Regions from separate parts of the Homo sapiens genome. Here region 1 is linked to region 2. A link is a contact called in ENCODE Hi-C or POLR2A ChIA-PET data. All regions are on one chromosome and are shown on one strand. The core of a region is the stretch at or near the end of the contact, and the rest is flanking DNA. Distances in the headings are between cores, read along the strand shown.

The links. A loop is a pair of places that touch in the nucleus more often than their neighbours do. ChIA-PET counts read pairs that join two places held with the same protein, here RNA polymerase II (POLR2A). Pooled maps may share reads with other maps.
Region 1: a pooled map shows a loop between it and region 2 (2.2-fold over the local background). The contact joins two enhancer-like sites. A Hi-C loop is called at or near these places in 1 of 168 maps with a recorded cell type or tissue (endothelial cell of umbilical vein) and 11 of 50 pooled maps. POLR2A ChIA-PET finds 5 or more read pairs at or near these places in 1 of 52 experiments (PC-9).

The regions. Positions count from the first base shown.
Region 1 is chr6:157,099,012-157,101,939 of GRCh38, forward strand. All of the region lies in intron 5 of ARID1B (AT-rich interaction domain 1B), which reads left to right. Among named protein-coding and RNA genes, the nearest start is that of TMEM242, 220 kb to the right of the region's middle. Within about 2 kb of position 1,325, at least 5 of the 41 ENCODE cell types and tissues checked have a DNase peak (open chromatin) inside an H3K27ac peak, as active enhancers do.
Region 2 is chr6:156,789,894-156,792,653 of GRCh38, forward strand. The region is part of intron 1 of ARID1B (AT-rich interaction domain 1B); the gene reads left to right. Among named protein-coding and RNA genes, the nearest start is that of MIR4466, 12 kb to the left of the region's middle. Within about 2 kb of position 1,503, at least 3 of the 41 ENCODE cell types and tissues checked have a DNase peak (open chromatin) inside an H3K27ac peak, as active enhancers do.

The DNA of each region.
Region 1 (2,928 bases), core at 75-2,574, 310 kb after region 2:
GGGGCGCAGTGGCATGATCTCAGATCGCTGCAGCTTCCGCCTCTCAGGTTTAAGCAATTCTCCTGACTCAGCCTCCCAAGTAGCAGGGATTACAGGTGCCCACCACCACGCATTTTTGTAGAGACAGGGTTTTATCATGTTGGCCAGGCTAGTCTCGAACTCCTGACCTCAAGCAATCTGCCTGCCTTGGCTTCCTGAAGTGCTGGGATTACAAGCGTGAGCCATTGCGCTGGGCCAACTCCAGTTTATCTTTAATCAAAGCTGTGCTGACTTAAATAGTTAAGTCTAGAAGTCCGTGCATCACCATGTATCCTCTGACTTAACTTGTCCTTTGCCTTGCCAGAGACTTTTCAGTTTCTTTGCCCCAAGTTCTCTGTGGGAAGGTATCTCCCCAAAAGGGATCTCATGGGTATTAGTGATCAGACTATTAAACCAACTTGCAAGGGTCTGTCTTACCCTCGCACCTGTCACAGAGTTATGAGGAGGACCCATGCGAAAAACATTGTGTAGTTTTAGTATGTTTAATTAATAAAAGAAAAGTTCTGGTTTGAATCTATGATAGCAGGCTGGGTGAGTAACGTTTTATAAGTTGGTCTTTAAGGGCTTTTATGAGGACATAATTCACATAGACCACATCATACTCACTTCTGTTTTCTACCTGTTGGCTGATCGTCCTTTATAGCTAATCTATCTTCAAGCCTAGGAGTGAGGTTTAGAAAAAGACTTGGAACACTCAGACCACAGTAGGGAGGAGAGTTGAAAAGCTTAATCCGGCAGGTTTTTGACAGTGTATTAGTTTGTTTAGAATAAAGGTATATGGCCCTGTGAACGGTGCGTGGGAGCTGTCTTGTTCTCTCAAGTTCGGGAATTGGAAGTATCCTTATTCCCTTCATGGCTCGGGAGTATCCAAGTCAGATAGCCTCTGAAGTGCCCATTTATCTGTATTTTTAGGACCTAATGACACATGAATAGTCTGTAATATTTTGGATAAGGATTTAGGAAAGTCTAGCCCCGTTTTGAATGAACTTTCGAGCTGTATGACATGAAAAGGTTTATCTCTCAAAGCAGGGGCTTAACTCCTTCAAGGTGAGGACACCAAATTGCTGTGGTTCTGTGTTCTCAGTTGAAAGGTAGGGAAGAACATTACTTTCTGGTTTATACTGCTCTAATCTGAGATAGGATTTATTCACAATAAAGAATTGTGTTGACAGCCTGTTCACCAACATCTTCCCCACCCCTCTGCCCTGATACAGGACCTTTTGGTAAAGGGTGAGGTGATCTTATTAGAGACAGAGGCACACACACCCCATGCTGAACAATAGGAAGTGTTATAAGTTCACACCCACGCACTTCAGATAAACTGTTAACCGGAACCACTAAGCGGAAGCCTGAGCAGATTCTGTATTTCAGTAGTTTGCTTGGAGCATATCGAAGTTGGTGTCAGCCAGCCTGCTTCTTCATTCTGAGAATAAGTGGGATTTTTTTCCGTTCTTGAAGCAAGTGAAATAGAAAACACTGAACAGAAGGATGCTATGTCTAAATAACTTGTGGGTTTTCTAACTCATCTAAATAAATGCCTGAGACTAGGACATTTGTTGAATGTATGGATTATCAAAAATGTATTTTTCATTTACACCATTAGGTATTATGCAGGTTTTTAAAGAAATGACCCATGAAATCCTTGTGCTGTGTTGCAGAGCTGTACCATCTTACCATACTCTAGCTTCTTACTAACTGAGATAAGATGTACAGTGATTTCCACAGATGCGGAGTCTACCATGCAACCAACCAATGCTGTCTCTTAACAAAATTATATTGTCATTTATCATGGTGGAAGGAAAGATCCTGACCAGTTCTTCATGTTGCAGAAATTAAAGGAGCAACTAAATACAACCCATAGTAAGAAGTTATAGTGTAATTACTAGTGGGTTTGGCAGAATATAAGAAATGCATCCTCCAGAAGATCGGTAAAGTCAGATGGTGGCAGGTGAGACCCGTATTCTACTTTAAAGATTTGAAAGAGAGCCGATTTCCATGAGGCTGTACTAGAATAAAGCAACCCAGTGTTTTAATTTTGGATGCAGCAGCAGAATTGCACAGTCAGTGGGAAGCACAAGATGAACACGATCATAGTAGTAATGTATCAGTATTTGGTTGCTACAATGTGTTCTTTTAATTTCTCACTAAAGTTAATGACACCACCAAGAATTCTTGATGAGTAGAAGAATTAATTCAATTGCTAATTGCTGAAAACCATGAACTATGTATTGATTTTGTAGCACCATCCCATGGGAGTAACTTGATCATGATAGAGTTATTTGCAAAGTGACTGGAAGCATTCCTCATTTCTTCTCAGAATTCAACAAGAACCACAACCAGTTTAATTCACACGGACCTAAGAATAGGTCTGTCTTACCCTTGCCACTGTCACAGAGTTTATGAAGAGGGCCCAAGTACTTGCCACTAAACACCTCATGATCTCCATGTATTGAGGATGATTGGCCAAGAAAATTATCCAAATTTCCATGGTTTCACATGTCTTTTCACATTAATTATAAAAAGCCAATCTTCTTGAATTACTAATCGAAGAATATAATTTAGGACATTGCCCTCTATATAGTGAGTACTCTTTTTTTTTTTTAACCTCATTTGGTACATTCAAGCTATCTCTAATTTACCTGCGAACTTGTAAGACAAATAAATGTATATTCTAGACAGTGCTCTCTCTTTAGCTCCTTCTTTCTTCACTTTTGCCCAGAGTCAGCTAACGTAGGAAAATTGGAAGGATAGAATGGATCTGAGGCATTAAAACCGAAATCAAGTAGTGTCTGTCATTCAGACTCCAGATTTGCTATCTTGACTAATCATGTCAATATTCCATCTCAGATAACTAAATCCATCTTAGGTTAGTTGGCTTTTTAGCTGTAA
Region 2 (2,760 bases), core at 253-2,752:
ATGAAAAGGACCTTTTAATAGAGTAACAAAGGATTGTATTTTCTCATGAATAAGGAATTAAAATGAGTTAGAGGCAATTCTCTATTAGTTAATTTAACAAGTTACTTAGCAGCCTATCGGTCTTTCAGAGCAAATAGGTTTATATTTGAAGCTTAGTTCTAATCCATACCATGGCAGTTTTCAAATTTCCTGATATGTTTTTACCTTGTCCAGTGTTAGGAAAAGTAAGTTATTGAGCAATTCTAAAATGTTTACTGTAGTTTGCCTGTTTTTTAAGCAGTCATATTTTTAACTGGTGAGGAAATAAATTCAGAAGATTTATAATTGAAGAATTTAATTTTCCTACCATCAGTAAACATTTAGTGACGTTGGTGTAGGGGCACTGTACCACAGAAGTAGATATCCAGAAAATATTTGTAAATTGTTAAACATTGTATTAATTGTTGAGCATAGAGTGATGTCCTTAGATTACTGAGTAAACAGTGGTGATTAAATTAATTAAGATAGTTTGTGGGGTGTTTAAATTTTACTTAGTATTCCATTTAATTAGAAATACAGACAATAACTCTGGCCTCATAAGCAATCTGAATTTTGAGTTGAAGGAAATGGGTGTCTGGCAGACAATTTCCAAATTGGTAAAATGGATCTTTTGCTTCTACTTTATTTTCTTCATGTATTAAACAAGTATTTATTATTGTTGACTGTTGGAAAATTTTAAAAATTACAGTCATACTTTTTATGACTTTGCTGGGTGTGGAAATCATCCCTTTCCCCCCATCTTAGTGCCAACTGCCTTTAACCTGAATTGGCTGATGCAGAACGCATTTCAGGAAGGCGCCATGCATACAGGAGGCAGAGACATGCCCTCTGCAATCCTGACTTTTCCTCTTTCACCCATGTCTATTGTATATGGCAAGACTCTGTCCTTCCTCCTCCACTCTGATATTGGTCGGAGACACAAGCACTTAGAAGCACCAGTGTTTTATTCTACAATTAATTACTGAAGAGGGAAATTGAAAGGTAAGCAGTTTTGTGTTTTATCTTTTATTATGCATTAAGTTTCTGTAATTTTCCATATTGCTATATTATTAGTGAGAAAGAGAAGAATAGAGAAAGATGGAGAAGATGAATTTTATTTAAGACAGTTATATTTGGATAACTTAAAAGAATATGCTTTTTTAGTCTAAATACCCTTTCCCAGTCTAAGTAGTTTCATGCTTCATGGAAAAACTAATGCAAAGAAGTTGTAATCAGCTGTTAAGATATTTGAGCCAGCTGGCTGTCAATATGTTGAAGTTTTATTCTTGGTGCATCCACAAATTCCATATAAATGTATTTTATGAAGAGGAAGGTGTACTAGCATGGCTAAACTGGTAAAGCTGAAATCTGGATTTGATTTGCATATGTGGTATTTTTCAGGGACTCTCAAACTTTCACACATGAAATAAACGAGGTAATGTGTATGGCATCACATGATCAAAATATTTTTCCCCTTGCTGCTGCCAGAGCTATCTATTGCTTTTCAACAGTCTCACTTGTTGGGCATCATGCCAAGATGTTTAAGACAACCCCTTACGTGAGCTGTTCCATTCTTAACCTCTTTGACTGAAGTGCCGTGACCTTCACATATGTAGATTAGCCATGTGCTCTGTGAATTGAAACTTGCTGCCTCAGGAAGAAAAGGGTTTTTCTTTTTATTCCACTGGGAATTTGACGGCCATTCATCCCTGACCTGGGCAGAGGTAATGCAAGGAAATTGGATTCAAACGGAACACGGACAGATAACACAGGGAGGCAGTCAGCGTGTACAGGCAGGCAAGCTTTCTACCTGGTCCAGGGTGAAAATACCCACCGTCTGTTCACAATGTGCTGATGTGCAGGATCCGAAGAGCAACTGACAGATGGAGATAGAGAGATAAATGTAGGAATTCTGGAACCGTGTCCTTTTAAAAAAGGACATTGTTATTATGGGCATTGCTAATTCGTTTTGACTCTCCTCTTTCTCTTCCTTTCCAAACTATATTTTTGAAATCTTTGAATTTTTGTTTATTTCCTAATGCTAGGAATTAAATACTTTTGACATAGTGGACAATTTAGATGAGTCTTTCAAAAGCAGAAATCTTTAAAAAAAAGGAGAGATGAATGTATGACCTGTATCTGGAATTTTGAAATGAATTGATACTTAGAACTTTACTCATATGAGAGTTATTAGCTTTGTAATAGCTGAGTATTTTTATTATAGCACTGTTATTTATGGCTCTTCTAAGTCTTTCTCTAAACCTACATTTCTTTATTTGAGAGGCAAGAATGAGAAGCAGCATATCCATAAGAGTTTTGCCAATCACTCCTGACTAGAATGACAAGCTGATTTCATGTTTCCCCAAGTATCAGTCCTATGCAGCCCCCCCTTTTTAAAAAACCATGCAAGGCCGGACCCAGTGGTTCAACACCTGTAATCCTAGCTCTTTGGGAAGCTGAGGTAGGAGAAGTGCTTGAGGCCAGGAGTCCAAGACCAGCCTGGGCAACATAGTGAGACTCATCATAGTGTAATGATGAATAAAAGTAATTAATAGCACATTTTTGGATTTTTATTAGACAAAGCTAGTTTTAAAGAACATTTATCTTTGCCTTGTTAATAAACATACTTGCAGTTAGTGTAAAATTCAGTATAAATAATAGTCATGGTGCTTGAGTAGGCTGATAGGACGAGATGCATAAGGAAGGTTGTCGTTATAAGAATAATGGGTCTGAAGTGGTACT